2 separate regions of the Mus musculus genome follow, and region 1 is linked to region 2. Evidence: chromatin loops called from intact Hi-C (ENCODE). Cell type or tissue: gastrocnemius. All regions are shown on one strand. Each heading gives the region's core, and the rest is flanking DNA. Links, peaks and the distances in the headings are about the cores only. Region 1 overlaps Ccdc13 (coiled-coil domain containing 13). Region 2 overlaps Sec22c (SEC22 homolog C, vesicle trafficking protein).

The links. Peaks named below come from ENCODE experiments on the same cell type or tissue, not always from the same donor. Only the 100,000 strongest peaks of a DNase experiment are listed, where the experiment ranks them.
Region 1: it touches region 2 in a loop (3-fold over the local background); 5 of 42 quality-filtered maps call a loop at or near these places.

Annotation. Positions count from the first base shown.
Region 1 is chr9:121,825,699-121,834,028 of GRCm38, reverse strand. It overlaps Ccdc13 (coiled-coil domain containing 13), which reads left to right. Exons shown (of 16, transcript NM_028384.1): 2 at 76-302; 3 at 3,004-3,152; 4 at 6,654-6,796. The coding sequence starts at 82. Among named protein-coding and RNA genes, the nearest start is that of Ccdc13, 9.6 kb to the left of the region's middle. In gastrocnemius, for the core only: CTCF peaks have their summits at 2,914 (motif pointing left) and 3,623 (motif pointing right); DNase peaks (open chromatin) are centred at 2,923 and 3,630; H3K27ac peaks cover 238 bases.
Region 2 is chr9:121,692,997-121,701,326 of GRCm38, reverse strand. Sec22c (SEC22 homolog C, vesicle trafficking protein) reads left to right here. Exons shown (of 7, transcript NM_001164562.1): 2 at 5,585-5,793; 3 at 8,254-8,330. The coding sequence starts at 5,612. Among named protein-coding and RNA genes, the nearest start is that of Sec22c, 7.9 kb to the left of the region's middle. In gastrocnemius, for the core only: CTCF peaks have their summits at 3,371 (motif pointing left) and 3,573 (motif pointing left); DNase peaks (open chromatin) are centred at 3,447, 3,630 and 4,427.

The DNA of each region.
Region 1 (8,330 bases), core at 125-8,124, 130 kb before region 2:
TTAGATTCACTGTTGGACATGTGCTAGTCACGTGCTAGTCAGTCGTACAGTCAGCTCTGGCTTCTCTGTTCTCAGGGCAAGATGGCGGCTGATGAGAGCTCGGCAGATACTCTGCGACTCCAGTTCAAGGCCATGCAGGAGCTACAGCACCGAAGGTTACAGAAGCAGATGGAGAAAAAGAGGGAGAAAGAGCTGAGCTGTCAAAGCAAAGCTGACAACCAGGAAGGGTTCATGGTGATCCCGGATGGCCTCAGCCTCCTCGACACAGAGGAGCAGAACCTAAAAAACATATTTGAGAAGAGGTAAGGACCCTTCGGCCACACTGCAGGCAGGTGGAGAGGGCAGGGGTGCAGTGGACACAGTGCAGGCAGGTGGAGAGGACAGGGGTGCAGTGGACACAGTGGATGCAGGTAGAGAGGGCAGGGGTGTAGTGAACTCTCTGCAGGCAGGTAGAGAGGGTAGGGATGCAATGGACACAGTGCAGGCAGGTGGAGAGGGCAGGGATGCAGTGGACACAGTGGATGCAGGTGGAGAGGGCAGGGGTGCAGTGGACACAGTGGATGCAGGTGGAGAGGGCAGGGGTGCAGTGGATGCCGTGCAGGCAGGTAGGTGGAGAAGCAGGTGGAGACAGCTGGTTCTCCTGGGCAGGTGTTTGGAAGTTCAGAGTAAGTTTGACACAGATGTCTGAGGCCTCTTGTAGCTGACAGAGCTGTGCTTTCTGGGCGAGCACTGCTAGGCTGTGTATTTAAAGGCAGACAGAGAGACTGTAAGTGCATCAAGCCATGGTTAGTCCAGCTTCTCTCTCACTTTGCTTAGACCTGTGCTTCTAAGGACTGGGGTGGACTTGATAGTTTGTAGATCCTTTGGGTTCTTTCACCTCTGCCAGCACTGGCCGCCCCCCACACACACACCCGGAGAGATATTAGCACATAAATGTCACCCTGTTCTGAAGCTCTGCAGATTTCTTTAGTCATTAGTGTGAAAGTTGGAGATATCCAAAATGTTCTCAGTGCTCTGGACCTGACAGTTGTAGGGCTATAGGGGTCCCGAGTCCGCTCTGCCACAGGACTTGAGCTGCTTGGGAAGGTGGGATGTGGGAAATTTTTACTGCGCTTACCTCACATGGGTTCTGAGTGGGTGTTGGGCTGTGGGAGGCTGCGGGACACAGCTCTGGGGTTAGGGGGTGCAGTCTGAGATTCCAAGGAAAGCCGGAGCTGGCTTGGGGGTTCCCAGGCCTACAGGGAGACCTGGGCCATCTGATTCTCAGGCTCTTGGGCACCCAGGCACCGCTGGAAACCACAGAAGAGCTGAGAACAGAGTGGGGACCTGCGGGCTGGATCTAGCCCCGGGATGAGGGAAAGTGGGGGAGAGCTCCAGCTGGGTCCCACGGGGAAGAGAGTCCTTGGTCTGTTCGGTGGGTGGTTTGGCTTGGGCTTGATGGAGGCCGTGGCTAGGAGTGCTGAAAGGCCTTCTGTGGGAGACTAGATGGCCAGCTCTTTAGGTGAAGGCCTGCTCCATTGCTCCCCACGGCGGCTCTTGATGAAAAGAGGCAGTCCATGGTTTTAAGGCATTTTTTGTCATGACGGAAAGTGGATGAGTAAAAACCATACCCCAGTTCTCAGGGTGGGCCTGAGGTAAGATACCTTTTGCAAGGAGGAGTGTCTGGGAAAGGGTATTTATTGGCTAAGCCTCCAGGCCTTTAGGTACCTCATTAAAATGGAGATCTGTCTTGAGGCTGTGTGACCACAAGTCACTCACATCTTCTACCTGTAGAGGGGCTTGGGGTATTGTCGTTACATGACTGATGGCCACAGATCTATGGAGGGCTGCGGCCTGGTGTCAGGAGCCTGGCAAAACGCCTGCCGTCCCTCAGGGTCACTGGGGTTTCCAGCCTGTGCTCGACCAGGAACCAGGCTGCCTTTCATGGTTCTACAGTGCCACAGGAGCACGCAGACCTGTGTAGGCTGCCGCAGTACCTTGTGATAGCCTTGTCCCAAAGACCACAGCCATTGATGAGTTGTCTCTTTGCTTTTGATCTTGCCCAGAATATTTTTGCTGGATTCAAACTCATTTTTTTATGGTTTCTTGGTTTTCCAAATGACCTATTGTAAAATGCCAATGGGGGGGGGGAGCTTTCTCAATAATTAAAAAGTCCTATGGCTCTTAAATTTTTACCTCAGCTTGATCCAGACCTATCTATAGTGGGCCTGGCCCCAAACCATAGACAGTGGAGCTGACCTTTGGTGGAGTGACGTCAGGCACAGCAGCGCTCACAGTGGCCCTCACCTACAATCCCTGTCTTTCATAAAGTGCTTGCTTAGCTGTTTCCAGGGCCTGCTCTGGGCTGTGTCATCTGCCCCTCCCATCACTCTGGGCATGGTCTCATGCCTTTGTAAAGACAGGAACAGCAGATCCTTGGCTATCTGACAAGCCAGTCTAACATAGTTGGTGTTTTCACACAGGCACATACATTCATACACACATGCACACACACAGACATGTTATCCTGCAAGGGTATATAGAAATTCTAAGTCTTAATTAAAAATTGAGGCTGGTGTCCAGGTTTTATGTGAACTTGGCTTCTAGGCTAGTGAGTCACCCTGTCTCAAAGAAGGTAGATGGCATGTCTGAGCATAACCTCCACAGTGTTCTCTCAGCTCCACACGCATGCACATGTGCATGTCTGCATACATGTGCATCTGCACACACACAAACACACTCGTACACATGGACACACACACATGAGGATTTTTATATAACCCATATGAAGAAATAAGCAACGCTACCTGAGTCTTCTTACATAGCACATCCACACTTAATCACCCAGCTCTGAGAACAGTATGTTTAAATCTCCTCTCTTCTCTCATAGTGTTGGTCTTATTTTGTACAGACAACTTCTTAGTGCCCCCTAGTGGCCAACTCTGATACTACAGGTGTAAGCCAGCTGCAGAGGCCTGGGCACTGTTGCCTGTGAGGAGCAGTCGGTCCACCTTTCCCTTGCAGGGTGTTGGAAGATGAAATCCAGCATCTTCGCAGTGAGCTCCGGGAGACAGTCGATGAGAATGGGCGACTATATAAGCTGCTGAAGGAGAGGGACTTTGAGATCAAACACCTCAAGAAGAAAATAGAAGAGGACAGATTCGCCTTCACAGGTAACTCAAGCGTGGCTTGGAGTCCAGGTGGGTGGGCCCAGTTGTCCTGTAAGAGAACAGTGCCGGGTCAGGTGTGCTCACAGTAGTCGATGGGGTCTCTCTCTCCTTGGTACTTGGCTTACATGCTACACACACCTGCTGTTTGCTGCAGATGGAACGTAGGCTCCTCTATGAAAGGTTTCTACAACCCAAACACCCTCGACAGATGCCACCCTCAGCAGCCCTGTAGGTCTGGGCTGCACTTTAACTCTGGTGGAGAACTTAGCACCAGAGGTGGGAGAAGGACTCTGATTCTGCAGGTCTTCACAAGGGGTAACCTTGGCCCTGTGAGTGTGGGCTAGGCACAGGCTCTGCAGTGATGCCTCTGACCCAGCATGTAAATTGGTGGGGACTGTGCCTCTGATGGCATAGTGCTCCTGTGGACCACAGCAAACCTCCCAGGTGAGTATAAACAGAGAGCCAGTGCCATCCACCAGGGGGAGCAGTGGGACTGCCCTGCTCTTTCCAGAGCCCCTCCCTCCCTTCTCCCTAAACAGGTTTGGCAAAAGTCCCATCAGGAGGACTTGAGCATCCCAAAGGCCCCCAGTAGCTGGATGCACCTCTTCCTTCTGTTCTTTGGCTTTTCCTATCTAAAACAGAAAATACAGGAAGACGAGGCTTTGGGTTGTGGGGATAGACACTCAGCTTTGCTCCCTGCTGCTCAGGGGCATGGTTGGGGGTGGGGTGTGTTGGTTAAGCCAGGGCTCCAGGGAGGGGGGGGGAGGGGGATCCATCCCCACCAACAGGAAGGGTGGGTGGGCAGGGCTTGGGGTGGTTCCTCCTCCCCAGCCTGTACTGTTGCTTCACCTCTTCCATCTGCCAACGCACACACATGTGCACACATATGTACACACACCTGTGCTTTTCCTGGGGCTGCTTTGCTCTGCTCCCCATGCTGAAACTTGGTCTGCTGGTCCTCGCTTTCTGAGTATTTTCCCTGTCCCCCTCCCCTCCCTCCCTTCATTTCTCCCCTCCCCTTCTCTTCCCTCACATCTGTCGCTCAGGCTGTTCTAGAACTTGGGATCCTTCCTCAGCTTCCAGCTCACCACCAGGCACAGCTCCATCTCTTGCTTAATTCACACTAAGCATGGCATATACTCCAGTTACAATTAGTTACTCTTTCTCCACTTGCTGAGGGCTGCAGGAACTTTAGCACCATCTAGGTCCCTTTGTGTCCTGCTTATGTATTACAGTTTTGTGGGTTTATTAATTTTTTTCCAGATAATATCTCATATAGCACGGGGCATACTCTGTTTTTCTGTGTAGCTAAATCAAGCCTTGAATTCTTGATCCTTTTGTGTCTAACTTCCTAGTATGGGGAGTGCAGCTTGCACCACACACAGCTTTTAAGTGTAGTATGCCATCTGGAAGTGTAGCTGTCTGGAAGAGTTCAGGGTGAACGCTGAGCTCTGCTCTTAGCTGCTCTGTGTGCTGTAAGGACTGTTGTCAGGTGCTGGCCTGTCTGCTCGCCTACTCTTCTGACCTGTTTATTCCCAGGGCTGCCGCTTCAGGACTGAGGCTGTCGGGGGAAGGGCTGGGAAAGGCAGGGAAAGGGTGCTGTCACTGGGTCCTCCCGCTCCCAGGGCTTCCTTGGACAGTCTTCTGCTGGCTAATTGTGGATTTTTGTTGCTTTTGAGTCCTAAGAGGAAATTAGTCCCAGGAAGACCGTCTCTAGGCCACTCACATTTCCTTTACGAGTGTTAGTGTTTTTTTTTCCTAGAAACCACCTATTGCATACATTGATCTGAGGAGTGTGCTCCATGACAACATGGAGCAGGGTGTTCACACCACAACTGACCCTGAAACTCAGCTCAAATGGAGTTTCTTTACCTGCTGGAGCGCTTCCCTGTGTGCTTGTCTCTTTCCGTGGTCTGAGGCTTAGAGGGAAGTGACGTTTATTTTGTTCTTCCAGACAGGATTTCTCTGTGTAGCCCAGGCTATCCTTGAACTCACTTGTAGACCAGGCTGGCCTCCAACTCAGAGATCTGCCTGCCTCTGCCACCTGAGAGCTGGGACTAAAGGTGTGTGCCACCACCATTTGGCAGGGAAGTTGGCAGGGAAGTGACTTCTAGTTGTGTCCTGACCGAGCTCCCGCTGATCCTGGGCGCAGCGCAGAGAGGCCAGGCTACAAGAGCTCTTGCTGCTCACCAGGTAGCCCCAGCTGGCACTCATCCTCCTGCACACACCTCCTCCCCACGCCCACCCCAGCTTCTCGGGGCTGCCTCCTATGTTGAGAGCCCCTTCCCAGCACTCTGCCTCTTGGCTGGATCCCTCCCTTTTATTAACTTAGGCCACTGTTCACACTTCCTCTTCTCTCAGAGGCCCCTCCCTGGCCATCCCTGTCTAAAATGTCATCACCTACCACAGGCACCCCTCTTCATTCCGAGCACACGTTCCTCCCACATAGTACACACTTAGTTCTGTTTATTGTCTGTTGGGACTGCTGGAGGATGCGCTCTCCATTCCTACCGAATCACTTCCACTGAATGAATCTGCTTGTCTTGGTCATGTGTTACCACAGCTCAGTGTAACTCCCAACCACGTGGATCTCAGCAATATTGAGCGCTAAGAATTTATTCATGGGGTCTAGGGAGCTAGTACCCTGGCCTTGCAAACATAAAGACCTGAGTTTGATCCCAAGTATCATGTTTTTGAAAACACATTGCACTTGTAGTGCCGTGCTGGGGAAGCAGGTGGGGCTGGGGCTCCCTGGCCAGCCAGTATAGCTTCTGCTCTAGGCCAGTGAGAGGCTGGGTCTCAAAACCAAAAGGGTGGACAGCACCCTAAGGTTGACTCTGATTTCCCTACACACCTGAACCTATGTGCATGTATGCACACATACAGCATACAGTGTACACACACATAAAACACACATCAGCATGTGCATGTGCACACACAAATAGCATACAATGTATGCACATATAAAGCATGCATCGTTATGTGTGCACACATACAGCACACAATGTGCACACACATCTGTACCTTCTTTGGGGTTTGGCTAGGGTGCCACAACTTTGTTCCATGTGTTCCTCTTTAGGAACCAGCCAGCTGACCTTGGCTAGAGATATCTTGTAAGATGGCATAAGCAAGAAACCAGTTGGACTGTCTCCCTGCACACTCTCTACCAGCCAAAGCTGGTATCGGGCAGATACAGAAAGGTCAGGGGCTATGCCCTGCTCACTGAGGTTCATAGCTCACTCTCTGTGCAGTTAAGATCCTGGTATCTGATTATTTTTCCAGGTCTTAGTGATGTAGCCCAGGCTGAGCTCCCTGTGTAGCTGAGAATGGCTTTGGACTTCCAATCCCCCTGCCTCTGGCTCCTGACTTGGGATTACAGGCATTGCGCCCAGCTGCCTTCCGATCTTATAGTTTGCCTGCAACCTGCTGATGCTCTGAACAGCTGTGCAGATTTGAGGTGCAGGTTGTGTTTTTAAATGGACCTTGCGATTTCTTTCATTTTAGGGGCGTCTGGGATGGCTGGAGATCTAGTTGCCACCAAAATTGTTGAACTGTCCAAAAAGAACCGGGGGCTGATGGCCGAGTCAGAGAGCGCAAAGGTCAGGATAAAGCAGCTGACCAATCGCATCCAGGAGCTGGAACACCAAGTAAGGGCCTGGGCTGCTCTTCCTGGGGAGTGAACTCCAGAGAGAGGCCACACTTGGAGGTCTTGGGTCCTTATGGAGGTCACAGGGCACAGCTGTTTGGAGTGAGATGCCTGGTGTCTGCCACATGCAAAGAGAGGAAGTATGTCAGGCAGCTAGGGGACACTGGCCATTGAGAAGAAGCCTGGCATGGTCTGGCTAAGGGCGATGAACACGGAGTTTCACTGTGAGATCTGCATCTGTTCGCATGCCCCACACCTGTCTTGGTTCCCCATCCAAGTGGACAGCGTTGGCCCTGCTGCCAGGCTGCCTGGGAATTGAGAGATGTTGTGTTTAACTGTGTAGGACAGAGCCTAGCATGTAGAAAGCCCTAGATAAATGTGCTCAGCCTTCTCCCAGAAACCCCCGTTCAACTGAAGCCACATCCAGAAGCAGTGACATGATGAGTTCTGTCTCCCCCATTTCGCTGTCCCTTCCTCCCACCTAGCCACAGACCTGTCTGCTCCAGCAGGGCACAGCCCCATGGTTCTGGTTCCTGAAGAGTTGGAATGGCTCCTCAGACTGGAGCCTCTGTAGCCTTTTCTGAGTGCAAAGTCTATTTTCGAGTCTCTGCATGATCCACCCTGGTCCTCAGAGCTGGCACTAAGGAAGAGTTTATTCATTCTGCGATGTGTTTCTGGAGAGTTGGCTCATGTTCTGAGCCACTCACTGGAGGGAATAGAGTAGGCATGGGTGGTTCCACTCCTGGGAGATGGTGCTGTGTGGGAGTGTGGCACAGCACAGCCAGGGCAAAGGAAAAGGAGCGACACCTTGACAGGCAACAGTGGCAGGAGCTGCTTGAAGGGGCTTTCCCAGCAGGCCCAGCCAGAGGCTGTGGGAACAACATCCACTCAAAGGGCCTTGAGACCCATAGTGCCAAATGGGCAGAAAGTACAAGAGACCAGTATGGCCAAAGCCTATATAGGATGATGTCAGGGATGTGAGAGGGGAGGCCATGCCCCAAATCAGATTGACCACCATGTATGAAGAACAATTGAAAAGTCACTAAAGGGTAGCTGCCTACAGCAGGTTCTGTCACAAGGCTGTGCCCATGTGGTAGCCACCCTCTGTCTCACCTGAAACCCAAAGTCTTTGGTTCCTTTATTCTCTGCCTTCTGGGCTGAGAGTGTCTTAATTTGAGTTTTATTGCTGTGAAGAGATGTCCTGACCATGGCAACTCCTATAAAGGGAAACGTTAACTGGGGCTGACTTATAGTTCTGAGGCTTAGTCTGTTATCATTGTGGTGGTTTGAACAGGAATGGTATCCAAAGAGTTGTGTGTGAATGCCTGGCCATAGAGAGTGGCTCTATTAAGTGTGGCCTTGTTGGAGGAGGTGTGTGTGTCACTGTGGAGGCGGGCTTTGAGATCACAGATGCTCAAGCTATGTCCAGTGTGGTATGGTCTCCTGCTGCTGCCTGCGTATCAAGCCGTAGAACTCTCAGGTCCTTCTCCAGCACCATGTCTGCCTGCATGTCACTATACTTCTTGCCAAGACAA
Region 2 (8,330 bases), core at 298-8,297:
GCCGGGCGTGGTGGCATACGCCTTTAATCCCAGCACTTGGGAGGCAGAGGCAGAGGCAGGTGGACTTCTGAGTTCGAGGCCAGCCTGGTCTACAAAGTGAGTACCAGGACAGCCAAGGCTACACAGAGAAACCCTGTCTCAAAAAAAAAAAAAAAAAAACAACCCTGTCTCAATCAAACAAAAAAAACAAAGCAAAAGCAAAAAACCAACCAACCAACAACTAAACAAACAAAAAGCCACCCCAAAACAGTGCCCCAAACAAAGAGTCGCGCCATATAAAAGGTGAACGTGGACGTTTGGTCACCTTCCGTGCTTCTGCTGACACAGAGCAGTGCCACAGAAACCTCTCTCTCTCCAGTTGTTGTGTAGAATCTTCAATGTATCGTTCAGAATTATGGCGGAGACACTGCAGAAGTACATTTCTAGTTTCGGTGAACAGAAATAAGATGACTTCCACTTTCTCCTCAGTCTGCTCAGCAGGGTTCGTTGTTGTTGTTGCTGCTGGTGGTGGTTGTTGTTTTGTTTTGTTTTGTTTTGTTTTTCTGAGACAGTGTTTCTCTGTGTAGTCCTTGGTGTCCTGGAACCCGCTCTGTTCCATCCATCACCACTACCCGGCTAAAATATTTACTTTAAATTTTGTGTGCTCCAGGTGGCCAGGCAGACAGCAAGCACCTTTACTCTGTGTGATGTGTCAGGGCTTTGTTCCAGACCAGCCTTGAACTTGTAGTCCCACCTCCGCCTCGGTGCCAGGATGGCAGGCATCATCTGACCCAGGTTTGCACTCCTGTTTTAAATTGAATGCTAGCAGTCTCTGAGGTAGCTCTGTGTAATGAACCCTGGATCTTGTCATAGTATCTTCCAATTAAAAACGCCGTCTAGGTGAGGAGCAGCCGGGGATAAAAATCTCTCTCGGCTCACAGTCATCAGCACCACAGTTGTGAGCGGAGAGGGCCGTCACGTCGATGATCACATTTACGTACGACTCTTGTAGAAAGAAGCCCACCACGGAGACCTGATGCTAATTTCTTCTTTTCTCCTTTCAGTTTCTGAAATACAGTCACAGGAAAGATGTTACAGAGACATTGCAGAGATATGACAGAGAGAGCTACCATGAGCTCTTCACATTTTACTTATTTATCTGTGGTACTAAGGATTGAATCCAAGGCCTTGTGCATCTAATTCTGACCCGCATCCTAGCTCTTTATTTTTGTGACAGGGTCTTACTGCATAGCTTAGGCTGGTCTTGAGAACATTATGTAGAGGAATTCATACAGTATGCAGCCCCTTTTTTTTACTTTTTCTTGATGATGATGATGGCAGTTCTGAAACTCAAATCTAAAGCCTCACGCCCATGTTATTCAACATTTCCACTAAATTCCCACCCAGGATGTGACCTTTAGATACCAGATTTTCTCAGTCAGCAGAATGCTCTGATTTAATGTATATTATACATATTAAAAAACCCTGTTATATATATATTAATTAAAAACAGGGTTTCTCTGTATAGCCCTGGTTGTTCTGGAGCTCGCTCTGTAGACCAGGCTGGCCTCTAACAGAGATCCACCTGCCTCTGCCTCCCACATGCACCACCACCATGTGACCCTCTTCATTCTTATTTTAGATTTATCTTATCTTTCCTTAAGTGTATATGTGCATGTCTCTGAGTATGTGCACGTGAGAGCAGAACCTGGAAAAGCCAGAAGAGGCTTAGACTACATGGGACTGGAGTTACAGCTGGTTGTGAGCCACTATGTGGGTGCTGGGAATTGAACCTGGGTCTTCTGGAAGAGGGAGGTGGTGGTTTTAACTGCTGAACCATCTCTCCAGCCTCCAGACTGGTTTTTAATGTGAAGGTTTTCTGGTTTTCAAGGCTGCACCACCCCCTGATTCTGAGTAAAGTGAGCAGGTTTTGTTTAGTGGTGGGAGATGTGCCCTCTCCCTATTGACTGCTTTGAGGTGCCAGTTCTTCCAACACTAGGCCTGAGATGTGTCACAGAAGGGATTGAATGTGATCCCACCATTTGCCTTCCTGCTTCCTTTTAGACTCTCTTTGTGATTGTTTTATAGCTGATTCCCAGGGTTTTATCTGCACTTAGTAGGGCCTGGAAACGCCTCCTCTGCACTTTGGAACAGAGCAGCCACAACTCCCTGCTCTCCCCTTTTCTTGTATGAGTCTTGGAGGTAAGGTCTCACTCTGTAGTTCCAGCTGACTTTGAACTCAAGACCCTCCCCTCTCAGCCTCTGAAGAGTAGGGATAGCTGGGCCGTAGTCACACCCTCTTATTAGGGTGTAGGTTGCCCTATGGCAGCTCATGGCCCCAAGCTTACAAACATCAGTCCCCACAAAGAGCAGCCTCCCTTTCTTACAAGCTCTTCTTCCATCCTTGGGACTGTGGTTGTTTGCTCGCTGTGCTGGATGTCCGCACTGGGAGTTTTGTCCAGAGTGCATGGATATTCTACCCCTGAGCTTTAACATCCCACCCCAGCATGCATGTCACTAAAGGAAAATAGTGTGTAAAAGCGTTGTCTCCATTTTTAAACTTGTTCCTCAGCACCTCAGGCAGCTGCGTCTCAGACCCTCAGACACGGGTGACATGTCCAATGTCACCTTTATTCATTCCTCAGAGATAGCTTGAAGGATTTAAAGGTTTCTGTCTTGGCAGCTCTCGTACAGCGGGACAGAGCTGGAGGCAGCTAGAACTTTTAGTTACCTTATTGAGGAAAAGCAGGTTTGGTCAGTAAAAGCCTTGTTGGTGAAGTCTAGGTCTTCTGGGTCCTTCAGATAGCAGCCAGACTGGTTCTTAGGATTACTGTCACCAACCAACCCATTTCCCCCTTGCAGTCTTAGTGGGCAGTTGAATACTGTGGGTGTTCTACGTCAGGGTGTGGGCCTGCCTTAACCCTTCTGCTATAGCTTTGATTCATTGACTTTTTCATTTTTCTTTCCTGTGCTACACTGACCACGTGAGGCCTCGTTAGGAGTTAGTGTTTTGAACCCTAGGGTTGTTCTGTTCTCAAACTGATCTTGTATTCTTCCTCTGTATCAGTTTAAAAACATTTCAAAAATGTTCTTAAAAACCAGTTCGGTCCTGACAGTGGTGGCGCATACCTGTAATCCCAGCACTTGGGAGGCAGAGGCAGGTGGATTTCTGAGTTCGAGGCCAGCCTGATCTACAGAGTGAGTTCCAGGGCAGCTGGGGCTACACAGAGAAACCCTGTCTCAAAAAAAAAAAAACCCAAACAAACAAACAAACAAACAACAACAACAACAACAAAAACCCCACAAAACCAACCAAACAAAAAACCAGTTAAGTTGACCTCTGCTCAGTGTGCTTCGCCCCTGGAATCAGTCTCAGCACTGGCAGTGCAAGGCTCTGAAGCCTACAGTGCCCCCTGGTGGCCACTGGCAGTGCAAGGCTCTGAAGCCTACAGTGCCCTCTGGTGGCCACTGGCAGTGCAAGGCTCTGAAGCCTACAGTGCCCTCTGGTGGCCACTGGCAGTGCAAGGCTCTGAAGCCTACAGTGCCCTCTGGTGGCCACTGGCAGTGCAAGGCTTTGAAGCCTACAGTGCCCTCTGGTGGCCACTGGCAGTGCAAGGCTCTGAAGCCTACAGTGCCCTCTGGTGGCCACTGGCAGTGCAAGGCTATGAAGCCTACAGTGCCCTCTGGTGGCTGGCCTGGCTCTGCAGGTGCTGTTGGGAATTTGAAGCCTGGCTTTTTTTCTTAACAGCTGACTAGTGGAAGTGCTAGACCAGGGGCATTAGAAGAGGTGGCTGTCTGACAGAGGGCAGGAGTCAGTCCAGTCTGGCAAGCCTGGAAGGTTTTGACATGAAGGGGTTGAGATCTTCCTTGCTCTGTGTGTGTGTGTGTGTGTAGGTATGTATGTAGGGGTCTGTTTAAGATTGTGTGTGTAGGAGTGTGTAGGGGTATAGGGTGTGTGTGTAGATATGTGTGTGTATATGTAGGTGTGTATGTGGGAGGTGTAGGTGTGTGTGCATAGGTGTGTGTGTGTAGGTGTGGGGGAGGGTGTGTAGGTGTGTATGTAGAGTTATGTGTAGGAGTGTGTGTAGATGTGTGTGTGTAGGTGTGTGGTGCATAGGTGTGTGTGTGTGTGTGTGTGTAGGTATCTATGTGGGTGTGTAGGTGTATGTGTATATAGGTGTGTGTCTACCTGCCCCTGAGAAGGGCAGACCAGAAGCCAGGAGTGGTGTTGGCGTAAGACTGTCTTCCTGGCCTGTGCCACTAGTGTATCTATGAATCCTGCTAAACAGAGGGCCCATCAGACTTGATCACAAAGAGGGATGTGTAGCATGGAAGAACTAGCCAGAGCTGTTTTGGCCACCAAGGTAACCCTCCGAGGCCAGCCCTTGCTGGGCTGAATCACACACAAATGCGTAGGCCCTGTCCTGTCCAGATGTGCAGTGAAGTCAGCGGGTAGCCCAACCCCTGCCAGCTCTGTGGCCGTGCAAACATGGTTTCCTTCTGTCCTGACAAGTACATGGCCCAGATCTATTTCCTTTTGTTTCTTAATGTGTTCACATAGCATGACCAAATGTTTAATATCGTACCACGGTGTGATTTGCTAACCCACTCCCTTCAGCCATCTGTGAGGGCTCAGCCATCATCTCGAAGACTGACTGGCTTTATATCAGAGAATAGAAATTCCGGAGGATGTGCTCCGTCAGCTCTGCAGCTGCCTTCTGCCTCTCCCTGCCACCACCACTGCCACTACAGCGCCCAGACTCCGGCACAACCCTCCATTTCTTAGTGTGGCAATTGAACTTCTTAGCGCCTTCTTCCCGGGTGTATTAGTCAGAGTTCTCTAGAGTCACAGAACTTATGGATAGTCTCTAGATAGTAAAGGAATTTATTGATGACTTACAGTCGGCAGCCCAATTCCCAACAATGGTTCAGTCGCAGCTGTGAATGGAAGTCCAAGGATCTAGCAGTTACTCAGTCTCACGCAGCAAGCAGGCGAAGGAGCAAGAGCAAAGACTATACTCCCTTCTTCCAATGTCCTTATATTGTCTCCAGCAGAAGGTGTAGCCCAGATTAAAGGTGTGTTCCACCACACCTTTAATCCCAGATGAAAGGCGTAGCCCAGATTAAAGGTGTGTTCCTTAAACTCGGAGATTCAATCTTCTGGAATCCATAGCCACTATGGCTCAAGATCTTCAAACCAAGATCCAGATAAGGATCTCTAAGCCTCCAGATAAGGGTCACTGGTGAGCCTTCCAATTCCGGATTGTAGTTCATTCCAAATATTGTAAAGTTGACAACCAGGAATAGCCACTACACCGGGGTAACCTGACACACACACCCTGCTGTTGGGGCAGGCGCTTCTGGTCCCTATAGGGCCCTCAACTCTGTAACCTGCTGCTGCTGCTATTGCTCCTGAGCCCTGCTGGCCCCACCTCTTTCTCTATCCCTTTGTCCCTCGTCCCAGTTTGCTTCGTTCTGGGAAGGGAAGTGTTCAGTAAAGAGGAGAAGAAATGTTACAGATGAGGGAGGGAAAGCATTGGAGGTGAAGTAGGACAAACTATTTGCATTTCCTGGCCTCACTGACAAAGGTCCTTCCTTTCCTCAGGTGTCCCCATGACTTCTCTCTCGGACCATGTCCATGATCCTTTTTGCCAGCATCGTACGGGTGAGGGATGGACTGCCCCTCTCAGCCTCCACTGACTTTTACTACGCCCAGGAGTTTCTGGAATGCAGGAGGCAGCTCAAGACCTTAGCCCAGAGGCTGGCCCGGCATCCAGGCCGAGGCTGTGCGGAAAGTTGTGACTTCCTTATCTAGTACGTAAACACTTCTTCAGGACCTGAACGTCGACGTGGCGCTGCTAAAGGCAGCTTGGGTAAAGGGGGGTTTGGTCTCGGCAGTCCCAGGCTGCGTACACTTGGGACAGACTAGGGGAGGAATGGTGTCCATCTTCAGAACCCCGTTGGAGCACTGGTCATTCCTCTGCAGTCAGAGAGCACCCACGTGTGTGCACCTTCTCCTGTGGGCACCCTTCAGCTGTTTTATTTTCCACTTAGGTACAGTAGAGGGAAGATGATAGGAAGCTACAGGAAAGTGCCAGTGAGGGAAAAGGAGAGACACAGGCTTTCCCTCAGTCCGCTTAGACTGTAGCTGAGGCTGCCCTTGAACTTCCCATCCTCCTTTAACGAACAGGGGAGTGAAAATGGCTGAGGGTGGGTCTCTCTCAACTCAGAGACTTAAAGTGAGACATAGATTCTTGCGTTAGTACAACAGGGGAGGCCCCACTGTAGGATGGGTGCTGGCGACGCTGCCGCTAGAGGCTGTGGGTGCTTCCTGCCCTAACAACTTTCCTGTGCTTCCAGCGGGCGCACTTGGCTGGGTCAAGCAGGTCAGGCAGGGTCACGTGTTTTCCAGAGAGGAATTGAGGTCAAGCGACTTAGCCCAGGCTCCAGCGAACGTGCAAGTGGTGGAACCAGGATTTGAGGGCAGCCAATTGGTGCCCAGGTGTGCTGCCCATGTTGTTTGGTCCTTTCTTAACGTTGAGACTTGAGGCAAGAAGCCCTCGGGGACAAGGCAGACTTAAACAGCAGAAGGGCTTGTTACAGACTTTACACCTGAGATTTTACATATGCCTTTGTTTACCAAGTCCTTCTTGTTCCCTTCTTATAATTCTTATAAGTGGTGAGAGAAGTTGGGGGTCATTTTAGGCATTCTAGGGCCACTTGGTCTCAGAATCATAAAAGAAATGGAAGGTGTCAGCTATGCTGGGTGGAAGGCTGAAGGGTGCTGGCAGGCAGGGTGGTGGCTGGAGACCTGAGCTGTCACCTGCAGAGCAGACTCCTCTGAGATGCCACTGCCGACACCTCCTCTTCTTCTTCTTCCTCTTTCTCTTCCTCCTCCTCTTCCTCATCTTCCACTTCCTCCTCCTCTTCTTTCTCTTCCTCCTCTTCTTTCTCCTCCTCCTCCTCCTCCTCCTCTTCTTCCTCCCCTTCCTCCTCTTCTTTCTCTTCCTCCTCCTCTTCCACTTCCTCTTCTTTCTCTTCCTCCTCCTCTTCTTCCTCCTTTCTCCTCCTCTTCCTCCTCTTCCTCCTCTTTCTCTTCCTCCTCCTATTCCTCATCTTCCACTTCCTCCTCCTCTTTCTCCTCCGCTTCCTCCTCTTCTTCCTCCCCTTCCTCCTCCTCCTCTTCTTTCTCTTCCTCCTCTTTCTCCTCCTCTTCCTCCTCCTCTTTTTCCTCTTTTTCTCCTCCTCTTCCTCCTCTTTCTCTTCCTCCTCCTCTTCCTCATCTTCCACTTCCTCCTCTTCTTTCTCTTCCTCCTCCTCTTTTTCCTCCTTTTCTCCTCTTCTTCCTCCTCCTCCTCTTCTTATTTCTCTTCCTCCTCCTTCTCCTCCTCCTCTGAGCACCTTCTACACGAGTTCCAAGAAGGTGGTCTGTGCAGGACATCCTTTTCCTGAAAAAAACTCTATGGTATCACAATCAAATCTAAAAAACATGATGGTAAAATGTTCTGCTCTGTTGCTTTTTCTTGTTTTGCTTGTTTTTATGGTGCCAGTGGTGGACTCCAGTGACTTGTGCACAGTAGAAAATGTGTGGTGCACATGCACAAATGTATACATAATGTGTGGTGCACATGCATGCGCACACATGAACACATAAGTGTGTGGTGCACATGCACACACGTGCACATATAAATGTGGGCACACAGGTACACATAAAGGTGGTCACTCGAATGCCATGGCATGCACGGGGAGATCTGGTTTCAACTTTTGGGACCTGCTACTGTCCCCTCACTTTGTGAGATCAGGCATCTCTTGTTTCTACTGCACTGCATATTATGGCCTAGCTCACCTACGGCCTTCTGAGCAATTCTGCCTCTATCTCCCATCTTGCTCCAGGAGCGCTTGGACTGCAGATTCTCGCCACCACATCCTTAATGTGGATTCTGGAGCTGTAACTCGGGTCGTCAGCCTTGGCCGCAAGCTCCACTACTTACTCAGGCATCTTGGCAGCTTTAGTCTTTTCTTGAAAAATAATTAAGTTAGATTTATCTTATGTGTATGAGTGCTTTTCCTGTGTGTATATGTATGCACCAAGTCTATGCCTACAATCCTAGGAGGCTGAGGCAGGAGGGGCATCAGCTAAAGGGCCAGCCTGGACTACATAGAGAGATCCTGACTTTAAAGCAAAGAAAATAAAAAGATAGACAACAGCAAAGAAGACAAGGTGGGGTTGTTTGGCCTGTTTCCTGGCAGCTCAGACGTCTCCTTCTCTTTCAGTTTTTCATCATCGGGGGACGTGGCCTGCATGGCCATCTGCTCGCGCCAGTGCCCGGCAGCCATGGCCTTCTGCTTCT